Regions from separate parts of the Homo sapiens genome. Here region 2 is linked to region 1. Evidence: chromatin loops called from intact Hi-C (ENCODE). Cell type or tissue: PC-9. All regions are shown on one strand. Each heading gives the region's core, and the rest is flanking DNA. Links, peaks and the distances in the headings are about the cores only.

The links. A loop is a pair of places that touch in the nucleus more often than their neighbours do. Peaks named below come from ENCODE experiments on the same cell type or tissue, not always from the same donor. Only the 100,000 strongest peaks of a DNase experiment are listed, where the experiment ranks them.
Region 2: a loop joins it to region 1, with 9 times the contacts of the local background. A loop is called at or near these places in 2 of 110 quality-filtered maps.

The regions. Positions count from the first base shown.
Region 1 is chr22:19,876,961-19,888,351 of GRCh38, forward strand. It overlaps TXNRD2 (thioredoxin reductase 2), which reads right to left. Exons shown (of 18, transcript NM_006440.5): 12 at 6,365-6,501; 13 at 3,662-3,757; 14 at 3,219-3,311; 15 at 1,406-1,477; 16 at 1,130-1,227; 17 at 80-274. The coding sequence ends at 145. It also overlaps the pseudogene RPL8P5. Among named protein-coding and RNA genes, the nearest start is that of RTL10, 28 kb to the left of the region's middle. RefSeq lists enhancers at 428-1,229, 2,032-2,833, 2,834-3,635, 3,636-4,437, 4,438-5,239. In PC-9, for the core only: no CTCF peak of the experiment used is centred there; DNase peaks (open chromatin) are centred at 4,401 and 5,081; H3K27ac peaks cover 1,084 bases.
Region 2 is chr22:19,800,621-19,812,011 of GRCh38, forward strand. GNB1L (G protein subunit beta 1 like) reads right to left here. Exons shown (of 8, transcript NM_053004.3): 6 at 6,039-6,137; 7 at 1,381-1,596. Among named protein-coding and RNA genes, the nearest start is that of TBX1, 46 kb to the left of the region's middle. RefSeq lists silencers at 5,867-6,111, 10,945-11,120. In PC-9, for the core only: no CTCF peak of the experiment used is centred there; DNase peaks (open chromatin) are centred at 5,531 and 6,091; H3K4me3 peaks cover 542 bases; H3K27ac peaks cover 1,274 bases.

The sequences.
Region 1 (11,391 bases), core at 1-8,000:
TGGAGGGAGCCCATGGCCAGGGCTCCTGCACCCCTGCCACATGCCCTGTCCTCAAACAGAGCCAGCCCCACCTGCATACCTGGGTCTGGCCTCCGAGGAGCTGGCGGCGGGCGCACCGTGTGCCCTGGCCTGCAGGGATGGCGCTTACCCTCAGCAGCCTGTCACCGTGGGGTCCAGGCCTGAGCGCTTGGAGATGCGCAGCTTGACTACCTCCTCAGAGCATGTGGGATGGATACCCACGGTCCGCATCACCTGCGCATAGGAAGCCCCACACCTGCACATGGGGGATGGGGGAGGCAGGCGGGGTCAGCACAGGGAGGGGGGTCCACAGCATCCCACCCCCGGGAAGAGGAGGGCCTCAGAGGCTGCTGGTCTCCTCACTGTCCCCTGACCCCCAGCCAGCAGCCAGGACCCCTGCCCACACCCGTGGGTGCCATCCACCTCCCTCCCAGCAGATGCCTAGTGCTCGTCCAGCCCACCTCCCACCCAGCCACGCCCTGGCTTGCCCTGGCCTGGCTTCCTGCTGTTCCATCCTCCCCTGCTAGGCACAGTCCTGCCTTAGGCCTCTGCTCTCTGCTTTACCCACAGACAGCGCATCCTGGCCTCACCACACCACCACCTCCCAGGCCCCACATCCAGCCAGCCACCTCTCTCAGGCCATGCACAATGTCCCAACCTCCAACTACCCCTGTCAACCCACCCAGAGCCTTTGCCATGGCTTCCTTTGACCCCGGGACCCCGAAAACACACAGCCTGAGCCCAAGACCCAGGCAATGGCCCCAGCTCCAGAAGACACACAGCAGCCCTGGGGTGGCTCTCCAGGTACTGGCACTCTGCTCATGGTGGCGTGGTGCTTGGCCAGGTGGGCAAGGGCCCTAGCAGCGACCCGGGGCCACAGGGGACACCTCACCTGGCTCTGGCTGGCTCAACAGCGTCTGGCTGGGGCAGAACCGCCTCTTGTCCCCCTAAAACCCGCCCTGTCTGAGGGGCCTGAGGAATCTCTGCTGCAAACCCACGAAGGCCACATAAATGCCGCAAGAGTGGCAGCAGCTCTCCACTGTAGGACTGCCGGCACTCGAGGGATACCCAGCTGCACATCGCATCGCAGCCTGCATTCCTCGGGACTTACTTGATCCCCAGAGCAAATCCTTGAGTAACTTCGCCTGCGTTGGGGCCAAGGAAATGCAGGCCCAGCACCAGCTGTGGGGGCTCCCTCAGGCACACCATCTGAAAGCCGCACATCTCAGCCACCAGCCCAGGAGGGGGCTGGGTTGCGTCCACCCTGCATCCACCCTGCACCCTGCCTGGGAGGCATGGGTGGGGCCAGTCCTCGGGTGTTCACCCTGCCAGGCTCTTTGCCACCCTCCCTCTCATCCTCAGCACCCTGGGCCACAGGGATGCTCACCTTTACATAACACTGGGATGCATCTCGTCCAGCCACCGTGAACTCCAGTGGTTTATAATGGGCGTGATAGACCTGAGGACAGGATACCAACCCTGGATCAGTGCTGCGACAAACAAACCTCGTGGCACCTGCAGCTCCCACAGGCTGCATGGGCAAGGCAGGGTCATGGCGGGCAGGAACCATCCATCTGGCCTGAAGGTCTGGTCTGGGATGGGGATGAGGGCTTGGCTGGCCACGGGGTGTGTGCAGGCCCTCTCACGTGCAGGCAGCCAGTGGCTGGAGCCATGCTCTGCAGGACAGACCCTGTCCCACCCAGGCCTGGGACCCCCGTAAACCACAGCAGCAGAGCAGGCATCAGGCAATCCAAGCAGCCAGGCCAGGCACAGCAAACCTGGGTGGACGTAGCTCACCCACAACAAATGGTGGAGGCAAGAATGGGTGAGCAGGAGGCCACCTGGGCTCCCTCAGGCACCCTGGTGTTTGCTTGGCCCTCACTGGAGCAAGGCCGCTGTGGCCACACCGGAGCCGGAGCTGTTGGACAAAGGCTTTCAGCACCCCTGAAGGGCTCGACAGCGTGTCCGGGGCTGCGGCCAAGTAAAAAATGAGTGGGGCCCTCACATGTGCTGTACAGCCATTATTAATTAATGGAACTTCAGAGAATATTGTTCTAACTAAGACAGAATTGAAAAGAAAACAAACAGAGTATTTGGCCATTCAACATTGTGAAACATAAAACAACATTATAAAATGCCAGGAACATATGTCCCAGCACACTTGTGATGAATCAAACAAAAATAGCAAATAAAGTGCCTCGGGGAAGGCTGGCCTGTCAGGCCCGTCCTGTTGATGGAGAGTTCTGGGGTGCAGGGGGAAGGGGCCAGCCCTGGAGCCCAGTGTCTCATCCCCAAAGGCCGCAGGCCCCACCGCCCAGGCTGCAGGCTCCGGTTTCTCTGGGTGCCTGCAAGCTGCAGCGGCAGCAAGATGAAACCGCACCGAAGGCTTCCAGCTACCACGGCCCGGCAGGCTTCAGAGCCCCCGCATCCCTCCAGGCCACCCCGGAGCCACAGCCACCTGCCAGAGCAGACCCCCAAAGCAGGCTTGCTCGATGAAAACCCCTTTCCTCAAGGGTGAGTGCCTGAGCCTGGAAGAAGCTGGAAGAGGATGGGTATCAGGATGTGGTGGGGGGCGGGGGGCGGGGGGCTCTCGCCTGGGAGAAACCCTGGGCAGTCCAGGAAGACGAGGTGCAGGGTGGTGGGGGGGGTGGGGGTGGAAGCAGAGGTCGGAGGCCCCTGGGAGAAACTTTTCTGGGTAGAGTGAGATTCATGGCCCTGCAAGGTGGGGACAGCACAGAGGCATCTTCGGGGCCCTGGTGCTTTCAGGGACAAGCTGCTGTGTGCTGGAGTGGGGCCAGTGCTCAGCTGACCTCAGCAGGGGAGCGGGTGGCACCGTGGTGGTGACCCTGCTGGTGCTGGGCACCCCTGCAGCATGGCTGGGGTGGGGCTGGGGGCTTCTGGGCCACAGGGCTTCTCCTTGCCCTCAGAACAAGGCAGCCAAGGGCCTTCCCCTCACTGCTGTGACACATGGTGGCAGAGACCAGAGGCACCTAAGCCCAGTCACCCCAAGGCTGCCAAAGCCCAGGCACCCCCACTTCTGAGGCTGCCCCCAACGTGTCCCTTCCCGCTACACACAGCCACTGCTCAGGGCCCCTGGAAAGGAGAGACCTTGGCACCCTGCTCACAAGGCCTCCGCCCAGAGCATGGGGTGAGGTCGTGGAGTCGCCACTGTCCTCAGCTGTGCTGCTCCCAGGCCTCACCTCAACATGCTCCTGCCCGTGGCGAGCCACTGCCTCCTCCTCGGACAGCCCCACACAGCCATACTCCAGCGGGGTGAAGACGGTCGTGGGAACCTGAAAGCAGGTCTGGAGTCAGGGAGGGCCCTTGGGCCCCGAAAACCGAAGTTCCCCACTGCATGTGACACAAAGAGCAGCGATCACAGACCAGGACCAGATGCGCCCAGAGCAGGCTGCAAGCACAGTAGGCGACCCACCTGCCCACGCCTGCGCCACACTCTCAGAACTGAGCCACACACCCATGCATGCACACACACGTGTGTACAACACACCCACATAAGCGCACACACACGCATGCCCACATCTACATGCAGACACACAGCGCACAAAGGCCCCTCACCCCAGAAGAGCTAGCCTCGAACTCAGCCTGTCCTAGGCTGCACGTGGCGTCCTGCTAGAGAACTCACATTGTCGTAGTCCATCAGATCTGAGGACCCGCCGAAGAGCCGCTGCACCAGGAGCCTCCCGGCCATGATCGCTATGGGTGTCAGCTCAGGCCGCCCCTTGGGGAAGGCACAGGGGGGCCACGTCAGCACCATGTCCGGGGTTATATGCAGCCCCTATGCCATCACCCTTTGCCCTCCGAGTGGGCATCTCCCTTTAGAAAATCCCCAACACTGGCACCGAGCATGGTGACGTACAGCATTCCCCCTAGAGCTCGTCCTCCTGAGGGGCATCCCAAGGACCTAGGTAGGTTGCTCATTCTCCTGTTTGCTGCCCTCCACTCTGCCCTGGGAAAGGAGTCCGCTGCTGATGAGGCTGGCCGTGCCACCCTCACATGCTCAAGCCTTCTCTCCAAACCCCTTCTGCACATTGCTGACCTCGGAGGGCTGCCCCATGACCAAGCTCAAAAGAGCCCCTGCTACCGTTTTCATTCACTGGAATCCCCGGCTAAAAAGGGACCCCAAAGCGTTCCATGTGCTCCTGACGTGCAGCTTGATCTGCACGTCACAGTCCATAACAAATTCCAAATCAGAATGTCGCTGTGCTGGAGATCCCTCCGTCCCAGGGTGTGCCCAGCCTTGGGGGTTCCAGCACCGTCCTCTGGGATGGGCTGCCAATCACCATGGCAGCAGGAAATGCAGATGTTGTTTGGCATTCCAGAAATGCATAGAGATCCGTGGAGATAAACTCAGAGCGCAGCCTGCGCATTCCAGCAGGCCTGACTAACTACGGAAACATCCCGGCGGGCGGCGCACAGCACACAACATCTCATTAAACAATAGCCCCCGCCCCGCCCACAGGCTCTTCCCAGCCGCTCAAGGGACCACTGGTTGGGTGTTAACTCTTTGGACTATTCAGAACGACCTTTCTGACAGAGTGGATTTAATGTTTAAATAAAGAATGCCTTTGTGTGCGCCATGCATTTCTGGCAAAACGGTTTGAAATGTTCCAGTTTCCAACACAGGAGCCTGGGAGCTACACACTTGCAGAGGGAAAACTCAGATTCCCAGACAGAAGGGAGGCTTCCCGCTGTGCACAGAGATGCACATGGCACTGTCTCAGGGTGCAGCGCCCACAGGATTCAACAGACCCTGCAACCAGAGACCACTGCACCTACATGGTCCACAGGCAGAGGCTGCGCTTGCAGAAATCACTGAGCAGCTGAACCATCCAGCTAAGCAAGCTGGGGCTGCAGGGTGGCTGAGGCACATGGAGCCACATGCTCTGTCCACACAATCGGGTCGGCTAGATGGGCCCTACAGGACCCTGCAGGGTCTGCCTGGAGCCTCAGAGTGTGACCTTATTTGGAAATAAGATCTTTGCAGATACAATTAAGGTAAGGATGGAAATGAAGTCATCCTGGATTAGGGTGGACCCTAAGTCCAATTGCAGAGAAACTGTAAGAGGCAAATCAGGGCCCAGAGACACACCCAGGAGACTGTCACATGACGATGAGGCAGAGAGAGGAGTGATATAGCCACAACCCGAGGGACGCCTGGGGCATCCTACCCCAGAGGCTTCCGAGGGAGCCTGGCCCAGCTGACACTTTCTGACATGGAGTCTCGCTCTGTCACCCAGGCTGGAGTGCAGTGGCACAATCTTGGCTCACGGTAACCTCCGCCTTCCTCCTCCCGAGTTCAAATGATTCTCCTGCCTCAGCCTCCCGGGTAGCTGGGATTACAGATACGTGCCACCACGCCTGGCTAATTTTTGTATTTTTTTAGTAGAGACGGTTTCACCATGTTGGCTAGGCTGGTCTTGAACTCCTGACCTCAAGTAATCTGCCTGCCTCGGAGTCCCAAAGTGCTGGGATTACAAGCATGAGACACTGCACCCAGCCCCAGCTGACACTTTCATTTCAGACTACTGCCCCCCAAACGTGAGATAATCCATGTCTGTTGTTCTGGGCCACCCGTGTGTGGTGATTTGGTACCACAGCCCCAGGACGCAGACACTGACAGGTCTCGCTACAAAGAAGCTCTCAGCGACCCTCCAGAGCCACTTTCAGCAGCAGGTGCTGGACACATGCAGGACAGGCCGAGCACTCCTGAGGCTGCCAGGGTGCAGTATCCCAAGACTGACCACCACAGTCCCTTACTGGGGCCATGTGTAAGGAGGGCTCCAGAGCCCCCACCCAGGAAAGACTGGCACCGGTCTCCACTTCACAGCAGCAGCAGCAGCTGAGAGCAAAGGACCTGCCCCGGTGTGATGCCCAGAGAGGCAAGCCAGAGGATACTGAGGCGGGGAGGGCGGGGCCAGGTGGGCCCGAACTAGACCTGCCTCTCAACCCTGTGGGGACAGGACGGCCCCAAGGCCATGGTGGCATTTCTAAGCCTATGCCTCTAGCCTACCTGCCAGGGGTTGAGGCCTGCGTGCAGAGCTGACCCATGCCCCATTCCCAGCAGGCGTCTGCTGCTGGTGCTTGCAGCTGTCTTTAGACCATCCACACTCCCACCACAGAAAGGAAAGGAAAGGCAGAGAGCCGAGGCCCATGTCCAGGTTGCCCCAGAACTCCAGACAGGCTGGCCCTGGGGTTTGGCCCAGAGCCTCTGTCATCAGAGAAAGTGTCGTTTCTCTCCTACAGGACGGCAGCAGCCGGAGCCCAGCGAGCAGGGGTGGTGGAGCAGGCAGGGGCAGGGGCCCTGGTCCCGGGACGCATGCCGTACCTCCACCACGTCACCAATGGCGTAGATGTGGGGCACAGAGGTGGCTTCCCGGGAGTCCACCAGGATCTTCTGAGTGTCGGGGCTAGTATCTACCCCAGCCTTCTCCAAATTCAGACTTCTGGTGTCTGGGACTCGACCTGAAGGAAACAGAGAGGGGGCTGAAAGGTTATCTTCAGTGGCTTTGACCTAGAGCGGTTGTGTTTAAACTGTTTCTCAGAATGTCCACTTAGAGACCGGGTGCAGTGGCTCCTGCCTGTAATCCCAGCACTGTAGGAGGACGAGGTGGGCAAATCACCTGAGGTCATGAGTTCGAGACCAGGCTGGCCAACATGATGAAACCCTGTCTCAGCCAGGCGTGATGGCTCATGCCTATAATCCCAACACTTTGGGAGGCCGAGGCAAGTGGATCACCTGAGGTCTGGAGTTCAAAACCAGCCTGGCCAACATGGTGAAACCCCATCTCTACTAAAAATACAAAATTACCTAGGCGTAGTGGTGCACACCTATAGTCCCAGCTACTCGGGAGGTTGAATCGCTTGAACCCAGGAGGTGGAGGCTGCAGTGAGCTAAGATTGCACCATTGCGCTCCAGCCTGCGCAACAAGAGCAAAACTCTGTCTCAAAAAAAAAAAAAGAAAGAAAAGAAAAGAAAGAAACCCTGTCTCTATTAAAAATACAAAAATAGCTGGGTGTGGTGGCATGCACCCGTAATCCCAGCTACTTGGGAGGGTGAGGCATGAGAATTGCTTGAACCCGGGAGGTGTCGGTTGCAGTGAGCCAAGATCACACCACTGCACTTCAGCCTGGGCGACAGAGTGAGACTGTCTCAAGAAAAAAGAATGTCCACTTAGAACTGGCCAAATGTGAAGCACCAGCAGCGTAGAGGGGCTCCTGGCCTCTGCAGGAGGTGGCAGGCAGGTCTGAAACGGACACTGGTCAGATGACAGCCGGCACAGGAGACAAGGCAGGGGTGCCACCGGTGGAAACTGGAGTCGGCCTTAGACTGGTTCCTGGCACGCGGGAAAGGAAGAGGCACTTGCCAATGCTGGGGCTCCCTGACATCAAAGAGTGCTAAGCGCGGGACTCCAGAATCTTCCGCATGCCCAGGCCTCAGGCCCTGCTGCAGGGCCACCAGCACAGTGCCAGTGGCTCTGGTACTGACTTCATCCGGAGAAACCAGCCCTTCATGGGGAGCTGTTGGCACCTGGCCTGCCTGGCCTCCCTGCATCTGTCTGCAGCACCACAGCCTGATACCATTAGGCAGTGAGATCCATCAGCTCCCAGGCCTCAAGAGTCCAGAGGGGCCTCCTTCAAGGGACACCTGCTGGCTCCCAATGGCCTCCTCCCTATCTGGACAAGCTGAAGAGGAGCCAGCCACACCCTGGACTGTACCCCAACAATGCTCAAGTCCTGGGATCTGGCCCTCTGCCCAGGTAGGGCTTGAAGGTCTCTCCCCATTAGGAGAAAGCAAGCCCCCGTAACCCGCTAGTAGAGGGCCAGGTGAGCAGAGCTAGCAGCCGGGTCTCCCACCTGCTCTGTGCTGCAGCCCCTCGTGGCTGCCTGGCACACAGTCCCAGCCTAGAGACCTCAGGGCCAAGGGGAGCTGAGCTAAGGGGCAGTGTCCAAACTACACCGTGCCCATTCTAGGGGGCAGCTGGCTCAGCTGATCCTGCTCTTGGGTGCAAAGGCCAAGAGGGGCAGGGGATGGCCAGTCCAGGGGGTCAGCACAGCTGCCCCCTGCCAGTCTCCACACAGCCTGGGGCCCGGAGAGAGGGCACCGCATGGGCCTCTTCATAGCCGAACAGCCAGCAGAGGTCCCTTTCTCCCCTAACTCAGATGGGTGTGATTTTGCCAGGCCAGCGGATGGCCACAGCAGCTTTTCCCTCCCAACCCCAGGTGCTCTCGGCTCCCAGGGGCTCAGGATGATCCACCAATGGCGAAGGCAATTTTGCCTCAAAAGCATAGCTCCCCTGCTCATCGTGGCTGGGACAAACCAGCTGCTGGCCGGTATGCGGGTGGCGCCCACCTAAGCATCTGGAAGCTGAAGCTCCCGTGAGAGGGAACCCTTAAGTCTCCAGCTGCTGTCCCGGGGCAGGAGTCAAAACATACCAACTTGGCTAAGCCAGCTTGCGGGAGGCCGGCTCCAGCCTCTGTGCTCTGCTCAGCCGCAGGAATTGGGTGCCGGGAGGGCTGGCACCGGTCGGGGATCAGCCCAGACACAGGGGATGCCAGCCCACATCAGAGGAAGGAGCTGGGCCCCATGGGCAGGGCTGGGGCACGAAGGAGGGGCTGTGGTCCCTGCAGGCCGGGGGCTCACGCTCAGCCGTCTGGTCCCTCTCCAACCTGGTGTCCAGCCCACCAGGCCCAGCACTTCCTGGTGCCTGCTCCGTGCCGGAACAGAACATCTGACGCTGCACCCACACTCTCCTCTGCACGCTTGCCTGGCTGGTCCTGGGAAGCCAAGAGCACTCATCATGTTCCTCATGGTAACTATGGCACTATGGCAACTACAGACCTTGCAGGTGCTGACCAAACCCTGTCCCCAGGTCCCGAAGGAAATAAAGATAAATTTAAAAGTAGTCACAAGAGATAAAAGAGGCATGGAAATAGGTGGCCCATCCAAAGCCAGGACTCTTCCGCACATGCTCTGTGGATCACTCTGGGAAGTCGGTGGGAATGTAATGGAGCCACTAATGTGAAAGGCATGACAGCTGGACAGGCTGGATGGCCAGGGGAGAGTGGGCTGCGCGGCACAGACACGCCTGGCCCTGCAGGGACTCCACAGCCCTTCGGGAATGAACAGCAAAAGAAGAGTGAGTGGCCTGTGGCAGGCAGCAGGCTCAGCCCTGAGGAGGGCAGCCGAGGGCACAGTGGGGTTAGAAGCTGGGCTGGTGGGACGTGGCTGGGAGTGGGTGCAGGGAAGAGGCCAGCTCCACTTGGGTGGGGCCACGTCCCTAGCCGTGGCCAGCCCTGATGGCAGGACACCAGGCCCTGAGCCCCACTATGGGTCTTGCTGAGCAAAGGACTGGGCAGTGGCCAGAGAAGGGCCAGATCTCCCTGCTGGTGCTGGACAGCCAATCAGGCGTCCTAGGCCCTACTGGCTCAGGCCTGGAGCCCTGCAGGAGGTTGGACGACTTGTGCCAAGGTGGGGACCCACTGGGGCCCGAATGCTGTGAGCAGCAGGATGCAGGTGGCTGTGCCCAGTCAGCTCCCCACCATTTCCCTCCTATGCCAGGATAAAGCAGTTGTGCCTGGTCAGCTCCCGACCATTTCCCTCCTATGCCAGGATAAATGTGCACTATTCAGGCCATTTAGGGAAAGAAGGGTGCCTGCACCGGTGTCTTTCGCCCTGCATGTTGTGCTCAGAGCTTTCCCAGCTGTGCCTGTGGCCCACTGCAGGCCTCCCCATGGGGCGGCTCTGTGCTCCCTGCAGCTCCGTCCTCGAAGCCTTGGCTCTGGAGTGCCCAGTGCAGCATTTGCCAAGTGCTGCTGAATGGCCCCTCCTGGGGTAGGACAGGCACTCTCAAGGCTCTGCTTCCTAGACACCACCAGGATGGAGACCTGGGGCACCAGCTTGCCATGTGTCAGTTGAGTTCCTGGGGCAGACCCTCAAAGGAAGGGCGGCCAGCTGAGTGGGGGCTTCTGGGCGCAGGGCAGTCCTTAGACTCTGTTCCTTCCTGGGGCAGGCGGCGCACAGCACTCTCTGTCATGCTGCTTTAATTTGCACTTCTTTGATGACTAGTAAGATGAAGTAATTTTTGGCCACGTGTTTATGAACTGTATTTCCTCTTTTGTAAATTACCAGTTCCTGCCTTTTCTCATCCATTTATAGGCATCTTCACCATGTTCCTTCTTTGTAAGAGCTTATTACGTAATGGATACATGACACTCTGGCATATTTTCTGCAAACGACAAGGGCATTAAAATTCCAGGTACAGCTCTTCAGGCTGTATTCATGAGCAGTCGTGGGCCACGGGATTCGTGGGCAGAGGAAGGGCACCAGCTCTGTGTTCCTTGTGCACATGAAGCAGGAGGGCTCATAGGCCTGCATGCTGTGGACTTAGCTGAGCGGCACAGCTACATCAAGGGCACCTTGAAGGACATGCCCCTGCTGAGATGGTCTCCAGGATCCACACCAGTTTAAGCAGCAGACAGAGCTGTCCATCACCACCAAGGGCCTCCACACGGGCCAATTTCTGTTTGTGTACTGTAGCAAGAGGGCCCAGCTGGACGTCGGCAGCGTCCTCCCTGCAGGCACCACACCTGTACCATCAAGCGCTGCCTGGAGGAGAGGCTGAGACTGGAACTTGTTAGCCTGGGCCTTTGAGAACTACACCGCAGTCACCTCCCCTAGCCCGGAAACCAGGAAGACTTACATGAAGCTGCCCTCCAAGAGGATCATCTCAGCCAACAGAGCTGTGGTCAATGTGGGAGCCAGAGGTGGCCGAACTGACCAGCCATCCTGAAGGCAGGCCATGCCCACTACATATAAGGCAAAGAAGAGCTGCTGACCATGGTGCAGAGTATGGCCGCAAGCCCCAAGGAACGTCCCTTCAGAGATGGCAACCACTGGCACGTTGGCGAACCTGCCACTGCAGAGATGTCTCTGCTGGTAGCAAAGTGGGTCTCATTGCTGCCCACTGGACTTGGTTCAGAATTGGGGCTGATGGGCCCAACAAAGTTTGTCCTTCTGCCAAAAAAATAGTAATTCCAGGTACAAATGGACGTGCTCACTTCCTATGTATATGTGTGGCTGGCCCACAACACTGACACTCAGGAAGCACTGGGCTGAGCATCTCTGCAGCCCGGAGCTGCCTCCAGCCCCAGGCCCAGCAGTGCAGCACCCCTGACGCAGGACAGCCCATCTCCATGTGTGGCCAGTGCTAGGAACAGCCGTGCAGGGCAGCCCTCCTCTGATCACAATGAGAGCCCCACCAGCTGCTGTCAATGGCCCAGGAGATGGAGGGCAGCCACCATGCTTGTCCAGCCAGCCTGGCCCCAAGGAGGGACCAGAGAAGGCTGAAGCCC
Region 2 (11,391 bases), core at 2,083-10,082, 74 kb before region 1:
GCCTTAGGAGACCCTTCCTCCCGGGGAGACATGAGAAGCTCTGCCGCTTACATCAGGGCCTTGTGCCCCCATCCCCAGGACAGCTGACGGATGGGTGAGGGATGGACACAGCTCTCCTGCAAGTCTACCATGTGCCTGCACAGGTTGGTGATGCCCACAGGGCACTGGGGCCGCTCACAGAACCCTGCCCCTCTGTGTATCCTAGTCTCACCAGGGCATGTCCTTCCGCAGCTCCACCATGTGCTTCAAAGACTCTGGTGGTGCCCACTCAGGGGTGGGCCTGACGGACCCGAGGTGAACCCTCCCCGCCCCACAGGGGCCAGGGCTGGGCAAGCGTGAGGCGCAGCAGGCTTGCTGGGGCTGCGGGCAAGTCTGCCCTGCCTGGGGGGCCCGAGGAATGCCCTCTCTGTGGCCTCCTGTCGTACAGACAGCCTGGACCACAGCCCTACAGAGAAGGGCAGCCCCGGGCCCTGTCCTTGGTGAGGCTGGGAGCTGTTGCTGCTTCTGCCAGTAGTCACCTCACGGGACATGCAGCTCCCCCTGGAGGCCCTTCACCCACTAGACTGGGCAATCTGACCACTCGCTGGCTATGGGTCTCAGGCTTCCAAGACTTCTGGTGAATGGGGGCTCCTTGTCCACCCCCCAGAAGCCAGGATGTACCCAGGCCACACCCAGCACCTCATCTCCCATGGTCTCTGCAGCCCCTGAGACTTGCACCAGAGTGAGACCTGGACAGGAGACTCCCCTTGCCCCCACCAGCCTGACCTGATCCCTCCCATCCCAAACAGGGCCACGTGTAGGCCAGGCCACCCTGGAGCCACAGGCCCAGACAGGGACACCACGGTGCCCCTCGAGCCATGCCAGCTAGGAGAGCCCAGGAGACACCATGGGAAGATCTTCAGCAACCGCCAGGTGGCCCTGAGGCTTCCCAGCCTTCCTGCTGGGCTTTCCTGCTGCCCGTGAGCAATGGCCTCCCTCGGGCCAGCTCCAGACCACCACGGGGGCTGCAGCTCCTCGCAGTTTTCCACACTGGTTTTTTTTTTTTTTTTTTGATTAATCAGTTCCTTACTGACCAAATTCCTCTGAGTTTTCACAAAGGGGTTTGAGTATTCCTGGACTCTGCGTGCCTTTCTCTAGATGGACAAGATGTGACGGCATGAACCCGAGGTCTGGGCGAAACCCAAACCATGTGAATGGTCTGCCAGCGCCCACGCCCCCTTCTTCCTGCGCCAGCCATGGACAGCCCCCCTGCACCCGCCTCCAAGTGATTAATTAGCCAGGGATCTGCAACAACTCCTCTTCATGCCTAAATATTGTTTCAGCCTATCAGACTGTTAGTGCAGAGCAGGATAAATGAGACCCGGGGCCTGGCGCACTGACCTGCAGGGCCTGCTGCCAGTCCAGGCTCCAGACAGCCAGCGCCTTCCCCGCGGAGCCTGAGATGCCCCTGGCCTTCTGGGAGTCAAAGTCAAGGTCCATGACGGGCTCCTCATGGCAGGCGATGCGGCTGCACACCTTCTGCTCAGAGACGTCCCACAGGACCACCGATCCATCCTCATAGCCGGCCAGAAGGAGTGGGCGGGAGCTGCAGTCGGCCTGCGGGGAACAGCAGAGCAGTCAGCTCCTGGAAGGACCCTGACTCCAGTGAGTTTCGGGGGAGAAGGGGCTCTGGAAATTCCTGCCCCTCCTGCTGGCTGGGGCTGTTTCCCATGTCTTCCACGTGGCTGCCACAGCTCAGAAGCTCTGCACCGCCAGTGCCCTCCCACACAGCCCCTGGATGGCTGATGCTGTCAGCATGGGACTGGCACGGCTGCCCTTAGGGCACCCCAAGGACATAGGGGTGGAGGGCAGAGAGCCAAGCCCAAGGCCTCCCACTGCTGTACCACTTCTCACCAGCCCTGCAACCTGCATGTGCCCACCCTGGGTTCTGCCCAAAGGGGTGATGCTGGGCACCCACCAGCCACTGTGAGTGCTGCCGACCCTCTCCACTTCTCCCATGCACAGGGACCTGTCCTCCTGCCTCCTTTCCCCAGGCCTAAGATGTGTGGCCACCACTTACTGGGGCTGGTCACCTGTCTAGAGCCGCCAGCCAGAAGAAACCGTGAGCTCCATCTCCATGAAAAATGAACTCTCTGTGCTTTGTCAAAGTGGCTGCCGAAGCCCCTGCCCCTGAAGCCTGGCGTGAGCCGCCCGAGCTCTTGTGATGAATGAGGGCGCGGGTCAGAGGGCTCCAAGCCCTGGGCAGACACCTCGTTTGTTAAGCCTCTGGAATAATTGCAGGAGGAGAGCACTGCAGGATTCCGCATCACCCTGGGGACACAGCCGTCAGTCCCCGGCACCAAGAATGACAGCCCAGAGAAACCTGGCATGGCTGAGCAAGGAGACCTGAGGGAGCCAGAAGGCACCAGGGCGTGTGCCTAACAAAGGGATGCTGAGTCCTCAGACACCACAAGGACCAGGGCTCGCTGCATCAGAAGGCTGGTGATGGGAACCGGGGTAGCCAGGCCCGGAGCCCGAGGCCAACTGCCCTGACCTGGAGGGGATGGCCATGCCAGGGACAGAAGGACACTCACTGTGCCCTGCAGGATGTGGGCATGTGAACCCGAGGCCAGAGCTGGTCCAGTGGTCCTCATACATGTCCCTGAAAAAGACTTGTAAAACCACTGGGTTCTAATAACAGAGTTCACACAGACAAAACTGAGAAGAGTGAGGCTCCAGGAGGAGGCGAGTGGCGGTCAGTGTGTCTTCTCCCGGGGCACCTCCTCCCAGGCCTCATCCCAAGTCATGCCCCGCTGCCAGAGTCCACATTGTCCCTGGGAGGCAGGGCTGCCCCAGGGCCCCGAGTGTACTCAGCCCCCTGCCCCTCCCTGCAGAAGTCCTGGCCACGCTCCTGCGTGTGCTGTTTTATCCCTGGGAGGAGTTCCATGTTGGCACCTTTCAGATCACCTGCTGGGAAATGAGGCGTGCAGGGACCCACAGTACTTTCCTTCCCAACATGGGCACCATGCCTTCTGCACAGAAGCTCCTTGCAGGCAGCCCTGGCTCCCTAGAAGGGCCTCCCCCTGGTAAGTGGTGCGTCTGAACTCACAGTGGGTGAGGGCCAGGCGAGAGCAGCGGGGAACACTCTGCATCCCAACCAGGAATGCAGGCCAACCCCAGAAGCTGACTCCAAAGACTCTCCTCATTGGACCCACTCCCCTCAGGCAGCGCTCTGTGGTGGCACCTGTTCCCAGCCTGTGCCACCCTCCTCCCCGGCACTTTCCTCCACTGCAGGAGCTGAGACTGCCTGGGGCTGCTCCCATCACCGATGTCCTTCTGGCAGTCTCAGAGCCTAGAGCCTGTGTGAAGCCACTGCCTCTGAATTCAGATGCCATGGCCAACGCAGGGACTGTGTGTGTGACTGACCCGCCTGTCGTGGTGCCACAGGGTGGCTGGAGCAGAAGCCAACCTGGCCTGGAGGGGCTTGCCCTGTGGTTGCCAGCCCCTGCTATGCCCCTGGTCCCTGCAGCCCCCTAGTGACAGATACCACAGGCCGGGCAGTCCTCTTGTGGCTGGAGCACTTCGGTGCCCACAGCCTTGATGCTGCCTGACCTCTGCAGGGGAGAGGATCTGAAGTCTCCTGGACCTGTTCTTCTCTGCCCCCTCCCTGCCCGCAGATGAGACCTGGAGGCCAGGCCTCATTCTGCACCCCTCCCATTGACTGGCACCCCCAGAGGGACACAGCAGGTCAGGGGCTGTGGGAAGCCCTCCATGCACCATACCCCAAGAAGCAGGGCAGGGCTGGCTGGAGTGGCCCCTGCCCTGAGGGCTATGCCAGTGACTGCCTCAGGCTTGACGTAGGTCCTGACCTTTTATATATTAATAGCAATTATTCTTATGTTGCAGGTCAGCTGCTTAGAGGAGCAAAATAAGAATATACTAAAAATTAAAAATTAAAAAATTTTTTAAATAAATAAAAATGTGATTGCCCCCCAAAAAAAGAAAACCCTCAATGTTTCAGAAAAAAAAAAAGCAAGTCAGGCCACTGTGCCACAATTGGATTGATAAATTATAACCTGACCCTCAGGCTTGGGGATGGAAAAGGGAACATGTGGAGTTAATGTCGGCTTTTCTTAGCGGAATGCTTCACGCTGGATCTCCATCACCAACAGAAACACGATTTGTCCTCTGTCAACTACATTAATTACCTTAACAAGTTTGTACATCCCTTTCTACGCATTTTTCTGTTGGAATTTTACATGATTGTGCAATGACCCACGTTTCCCAAGGGGTGGAACAGGAGCCGTGCAGACTCGGACACCCTTCCCCAGGACCTGGATGCCCTGCCCACTGCCTGCGGGGTTGCAGCCTTGGGGGGCGTTTTTCCTCCCAGCGGAGCCCATGTCAAGCCCTTGGAGGAGCCTTGTGTGGGCACATGGAGCCCAGTGACCCAGGCTCTGCTGCAGTCCCTGTGGCCCGGCTGTGAGCCTGCTGGCACCGAGTTTCATCATCTCAGGTGAGCCTCCCGGAAGCCACCCTGCCTCCTGTGAGGGCTTCTCCCCAAATGGCCACAGCCACAGAAGCAGCACTACAGGATCAGTCCACGGGAGACCCCAAATTCCAAGTGAACCTTCTCAGTCAAGAAACCACAGGGGGAAGCTGACTGCAGTAAGGGGCGCCCACTTTCTGGTCACGTGGAGAGAGAGAAAAGCTGGGGGCAGGGACTCTGGGGGTACCCATCCCGGTGGGCCTTGCAGGGCATGCAGATGCCCACAAACTGCACAGGCCCATCCGGTCTCGCTCTCATGAGGAGGTCAAAGAGGCAGCGAGCCAGAGTCACCTCCCGGTAAAGGCCCAGCCCAGGGCAGTTCTCAGAGCCAAACAGAAAAGGAGGGTGCCTGGGCCGGGCGCGGTGGCTCACGCCTGTAATCCCAGCACTTTGGGAGGCCGAAGCGGGCGGATCACGAGGTCAGGAGATGGAGACCATCCTGGCTGAGATGGTGAAACCCCGGCTCTACTAAAAATACAAAAAATTAGCCGGGCGTGGTGGCGGGCGCCTGTAGTCCCAGCTACTCAGGAGGCTGAGGCAGGAGAATGGCGTGAACCCAGGAAGCGGAGCTTGCAGTGAGCAGAGATCGCGCCACTGCACTCCAGCCTGGGTGACAGAGCGAGACTCCATCACAAAAAAAAAATAAATAAATAAAATAGAAAAGGAGGGTGCCTGGCATGACTTAGGGCCTGGGAAGAGTGCTGCTGGTGACCCCTTACCGTGGGCTTCCGAGGCAGCTCAGGGCTGAGGGGCTCTTTGCAAGTGAATGCACGGGATCACTTGCTCTGCAGCCCTGGACATGAGCGGCCCCGAGGAGGGCAGCTACACCTTGAGCCAGTGCTGGCCTGAAGGGTGATGAGGGAGGAGACTGGCCTCGAGGAAGCTGTGCTGCATGGAGGCAGCTGGCCCAGAAGAGTCCCTCCCAGCAACCCCGACCTGTGCCCCGGCTGATGCCTTCCAACCCTGTCTAACCACAAAGAACAGTTGAGAAGGAAGGAAATGTTCATGGATCAGAAATTCCAAATGTGGCCTCAGGGAATGTCATTGTGTTAAGTCCACTCCTGCCTCTAAGAGGCAAAGAAGTAATAAAAATCAATCCTAAGCAAAGCGGGGGCCGTGCAGGCTTGCTGCAGTTAGTCAGCGTGGCCTGCCCTGCCCTAAGCACGGCCCAAGTACTGAGGCGCTGGCAGACCCCACTGTCCCCTCCTCACCGCTCACTGGAGGGCACCACGAGCTGCGGGGTGAGCCCACCGGAGCTTGCAAAGGACGAGGACCTGCTGCCACTGCTGCTGGCTGAAGCCAGGCCTCTCCTGGGGCACTGACAGGAGGCCCCTTGCAGCAGCAGGAAGCAGAGGGCCGTGGGGACACTGAGGCAGCTGCACAGGTTCCCTGCGGCAGGGGGGTGGGGTGTTGCCTGAGTGGCTCGACGATAAATCAGATCCTGAATGGAGCATGACTCATGGCCGTGGGTGTGGCCGGCAGGGCGTGGCTGGTGCACGCGGGGCCTTACCTGCCACAGCCGCAGGCACATGGGCATGCCCAGCTTGGCATCTGCCTTCGGCTTCAGGGCGCACACTGACGTCTTGGAGGGCATCTCCAGAATCTGAACCTGACAGTAAGAAAACAAGTTGATTTGGGCCGTCGCCAAGTCGAGTCTGCGCTATACAAACAAGAGACTCTTAAGGCGATTAGCCCGGGCTGCTGTGAGTTTCTGTCTGCTCCCCTCCCCGTGGGCACCTGGGAGCCCAGGCTCCTAATTAGGCTGCATGGGCCCTTGCAAAACGCTCTCACTGTTCCCAGGTCACCGCCTGGCAGCTGCCCCAGCCTCTCCCGACGTTACCGTGCAGGCTGAGCAGGAGGCTGGTTCACTGGCCCCTGACAGAGCCCACCGATTCTCTCTCCTTCCTGGTGTAGGCTTTACATACGAACCAGTGTGAGTGATCTCAGGCATAGCCATGGTTCTAAGACTCGCCCAGGAGCACCTAGGGATTTGCCACCCACTTGAGAAATGAATGTGATGTGCGTCCTCTGAGGGCAGCTCCGGGAAACCTGGCTCCCCCACCTGGACGCCCCGGTGTCCCCTGTGCATCGAGGCTGCATTCCAGGTCCCCTGAACACAGGCCAGGGCCCCCCTACACCTGGGCTGGGAGATGTGCCATGCCGGCTTGTGGGGTGTAGGCTCGCTGGTCACACATCTCCTGAACAGCCAGGTCAGGGGATGGCCGAGGCCACAAGCAGCAGACTGCCAGGTGGTTCTGCTGGAATCCAGGTCCGCCTGCACCCTCTGCCCTCGCTCTGGGAACTGGGGAGGCTCAGCCAGCACTGAACTTCCCCAGGTACAAGCGAGAGCAGCTCACTGGCCCCTGACAGAGCCCACTGATTCTATCTCCTCTGTCTGCTTCTCCTTCCTGGTGCATGTTTTACATAGGAACCACTTGGAATGAGCTACCGATAACACAGCAATAATATCAATGCACAGCCACCTTGGACAGAGCCTGGCATACATGGGGCATCACCCACTTTACACACAAGGAGTCCAAGCCCCTGAGGCTGGGGGCTCTGAGTAGGCAGAACTCATACCAGTTGGTCCAGCGGTCTCTGGCCCCTCTATTCTCCTGAGCCAGGCAGAGGGATCGTGTCTTAGGGGCCTGTGCCTCTGTGGGTGAGAAGCTTGCTGCCCTCACTAACCCACACAGAATAGGCCCGGGACCCCAAGTCTGAATCCCAGATCTGCCACAGGCATGCTATGGGTGTGCTGAGGTCACCTCCGGGCAGGGCAGAGAGCTGGGCCCACAGCCCGGTCCTTCCAGCTACAGAGACCTGCTGAGGCGCCCACCTCCAGTACGCGGACCAGGGCCACGGCGCTTCTTGTGCAGGCTGCTCTTGCCAGGGGCCCCCACAGCAGCTCAGCCTCTGCCAGCAGGGCTTCTGCTCCACTCAGCACCAGGAGCTTAGCCTCTGACAGCAGGGCTTCTGCTCCACTCAGCACCAGGAGCTCAGCCTCCAACACAGGGCTTCAGCCCCACTCAGCCCCAGGGATGGCTCACAGATCTAGGCCCCACACAAACGCATGCACACACACATGCATGGGTAACATGTACACACCTGCACACACAAATAGAGCCTCCTGCCCATCAAGCCCAGAAACCAGGGGCCTCAGGGGGAGCCAACCATCTGACGAAAGGGGCCCCCGGGGAACAAACAGAGCAACATAATGAAGAGGGCAAAAAAGAACTCAGTAATGGGAGAGGTGATTACAGTCAGGAACCAAGAGGCTCAGTGATGGTGAGACCAGGCCTGCGAGCTCTGGGGAAGGTTGTCAAGCCTGAACTCCAAAGCCGGCCAAAATGGTAAGCAGGAGGGTAAAACAGAGGTCTCTGTGGACACCAAGGATTCCTTGCGGAAAAACCGCTCAAGGAGAAGCTCTAGCCACATGGAAATATAGGAACATTGATGTCCAAAAACCAAGACGAGGTGCCACTGAGCCTGGCACAGAAGAACGTGGAGAACCCAGGAGAAGCTGGGGCGGGCTTAGCCGTTCTTTGTCTTCTGCAAGTAACAGCAACTCCGGGACAGGGTTCCTCCTCTTAGGATCAGCATGGCCACTGAGTGAAGAGCTAGAGGCACCAGGGCGGCCTGCAAGGACCAGAGTTATAGCCCATGTGCCACCTCTGTGATCCCAGCTAAGGGAGCAGTGGCAAGCTGTCATTGGGTGTTGCCACCATTGTCCCTTTGCTGTTTTCAGGAAGGGTCTGTGAGAGCCACCGTCAGGGCTGTGGGGAGGGTCTGGGAGGGTGTAGACCACACTGCCTGGCTCACTCCCCACATTTCCAAATGATACGGGAGAGGGGCAGGGAAGTGCTAGGAAGGGAAGTCACCTGGCAAGGGCTCCACCCCCGGGCCTGTCCCTATAGACCTAGGTGAGGACAGGCACTCCTGCCTTCGCACCCAAATGCTGCATTTCCCAAGACCACCCTGGCTCACCACACCCCCATTCTGTGCCTTTAAAAACCCCCAAGACCATAGCAAGCAGAGACACAAGTGGCTGGACGTTGAGAGGACGTTGAGGGGAGCACGGTGGTGGAAGAGCACACCGACAGAGGCTGGCATGCTGGCAGGCCATCAACCAGCGAGCGGAATGAGGTGGAATCTGGCCGGGCAGTTGGAGGAGAGCCCAGGCCACCCAGCAGCCCAACTCCAGGGGAAAACCATCTCCCTTCTGGCTCCCTCATCTGCTGAGAGCTACTTCCACTCAATAAAACCTTGCACTCATTCTCCAAGCCCATGTGTGATCCAATTCTTCCAGTACACCAAGGCAAGAACCCCAGGATACTGAAAGCCTTCTGTCCTTGCAATAAGGCAAGGGTCTAATTGAGCTGACTAATACAAGCCACCTATGGACAGCTAAACTAAAAGAGCACCCTGTAACACACACTCACTGGGGCTTCAGCTGTAAACATTCACCCCTAGACACTGCTGTGGGGTCAAAGCCTCACAGCCTGCCTGTCTGTATGCTCCCCTAGAAGTTTGAGCAGTGGGACACCGAGGAAGCGAAACACACCTCCATTGCACGCCCCGGGAGGGGATAAGGGAACTTTTCCCATTTCACAACCTGTTTTCCCCATATTAAATTGAGAAGTTTTGTTTTGTTTTAAAGTCAGAGTCTCACTCTGTCACCCAGGCTGGTGCCATCACAGCTCACTGCAGCCTTGAACTCCTGAGCTCAAGTAACCCTCCCACCTCAGCCTCCCCAGTAGCTGGGACTACAGGTGTGCGGCCACCAGGCCCAGCTAACTTTTTGCAGAGATGGAGTCTCACTGTGTTGCCCAGGCTGGTCTCGAACTCCTGGGTTCCTCCTGCTTTGGCCTCCTGAGTAGCTGGGACTATGATTTCCTACTTTTTGCACTCCTCTGTGCCAGATTTCTTAAAATAAGATCTGTTCTTCTTGTCGCTATATCAGGAAGATGGGCTAGTTCCAGCAGTTAATGGGGTGGGGAGGTAGGGGACTTAAGCCAGGGGCAGGAGGAGCCGCCCTGAGCACACCTGTGCCTCTGTGGGGTGGGGAGGGCTGCGGAGGAGGCAGGCACTGGCTACACAGCCTACACGGCCATACACAGTCCCCAACCAAGGAAGGCCTGTCTCAATTTGGGCTCCAAAAGACCCCTCTGGGGACAGTGAGGGGACATCAAGGGCAAAGGACTTGAGCAGGCCAGTGAGGGCAGGGGCAAAAGATGGGGGGAGGAGGGGTGCGGTGAGGGCAGAACCCAGGGCAGCCCTGATGCCCCACTCTGGGCGCTGCAGGAGGGAGCGGGGGTGGCGGCGCCTTGAACCACATCCTGGGTGCAGGGGAGTGGTGAGCCCTGGGCCTGAGCACCAGAGGTACACACCACGTCTACCTGGGCTGGGTCCTCAGCCCGGGGCTGCCCCTGCCTGCGCCTGTACTTGGAGCCTCCTACAGACACCCATGAGCTTTCCGCCTGGCACCTGACTGCAACTTTTGTTTCCAGAAGGAAAAATGTTAGGTTTGGGCAAGTGTGGCCACCCAGCCGGCCGAGTGGGGTGGGAGTGCGGCTCCCTGGGCGTTGTCTGGGTGCAGGCCAGTGAGGCTTTCTCCCGCCCAGTCTGACAGATTCCAGGTGGGAATGTGGAAAGCAACTGTTTTCCCAGGATGTGAGAGGTCCCCAGACAGGCTGCCCCGGGAAAAGACAGATGCTGCCCCACAGGGAGAGCTGAAAGCTAGGAGGAGGGTTAGACAGCCTTGAGCACAGGGGACGTGTGGCAGGGGGCAGCGCAGGCTGACCGAGTGCTGGCTGGCGGCCTGGGGGTGGCCGAGACCAGCGCATGGAGCACAGCAGGCCAAGGGAAGAGCTGACTCAAACTCCTGCAGCATTCCTGTGGGTCTGTAGACCTTGGGTCCCGGGGGAGGAAGCACGCCCCTCTTTCTCACATAAATACAACTTGTAACAGGTTTTTGGCAGATTGGCAAGAAAAGTGTATGTAGCTCCTAATTGGTTATTTAAATGCAATGAACAAATAAATGCCTGTTCCTATCTCATTATTTCTGTACTGGATCTGCCTGAAGACAGAACGACTCTCCTTGGGCAGGGGCCAAGCCCAACTGTGCGTGGGGGCCGTCCTGCCCAGTACCAGCCCCAAAGACTGCCCGGGCACAGCGAATGGGGAGGACTCGGCAGTGGGCATGGACAGTAGCCCCCACGTGTGCGCCCCCTATTCCATGGTATGTCCTCCCCATGCCCCGCCCTCGGGCCACCATGCCCCACTCACCAGGTGGGACAGTCGCCACTCAAAGGCTCTTCTCTGATTTCCCTTCAGCTCCCCCAAGAGCTGAGCCTCCAGCCACACCCTCCTCCACTATGACACCCTCCCCGCACATCTTGGGCACCCCTCCCTTGGCAGACCCTGCCTCCTGTGCCACTGGGGGTGTGGATACCACTGTCCAGCTGGGCCAGTCCTGTGTTACCAACACCTCTGGTCATTCTGGCCTAAGCTCCACCTAACAGTGGCCTCCCTGCTTGGTGATCCCCCCACCCCCTGGGTGTTCCCTAGCTCACCTTTCCCCTGAGGACTGTGATCACCACCTTGTGCCTGCACCCACCCATCCCAGCCCTGGTTGTGTGCCCTGAGATACCACCCTCCCTGCTGCCCTGGGTCAGCCCTCCCCAGGCCTCCAACTTCACCAGGGACTTGGTCTCTCTCCCACCGCCTCCTGCCAGCTGCCCCGGAGCGTTCCTCCCACTTGGGTCTAAGGTCCTCAGGGCCTGAGCAGTCTCTCCCCTGCCGTTCCTGCCGGCCTCGGGCCTCCATGCTTGGCCATCCCACGCCACTGTCCTCCATGTGCAGAA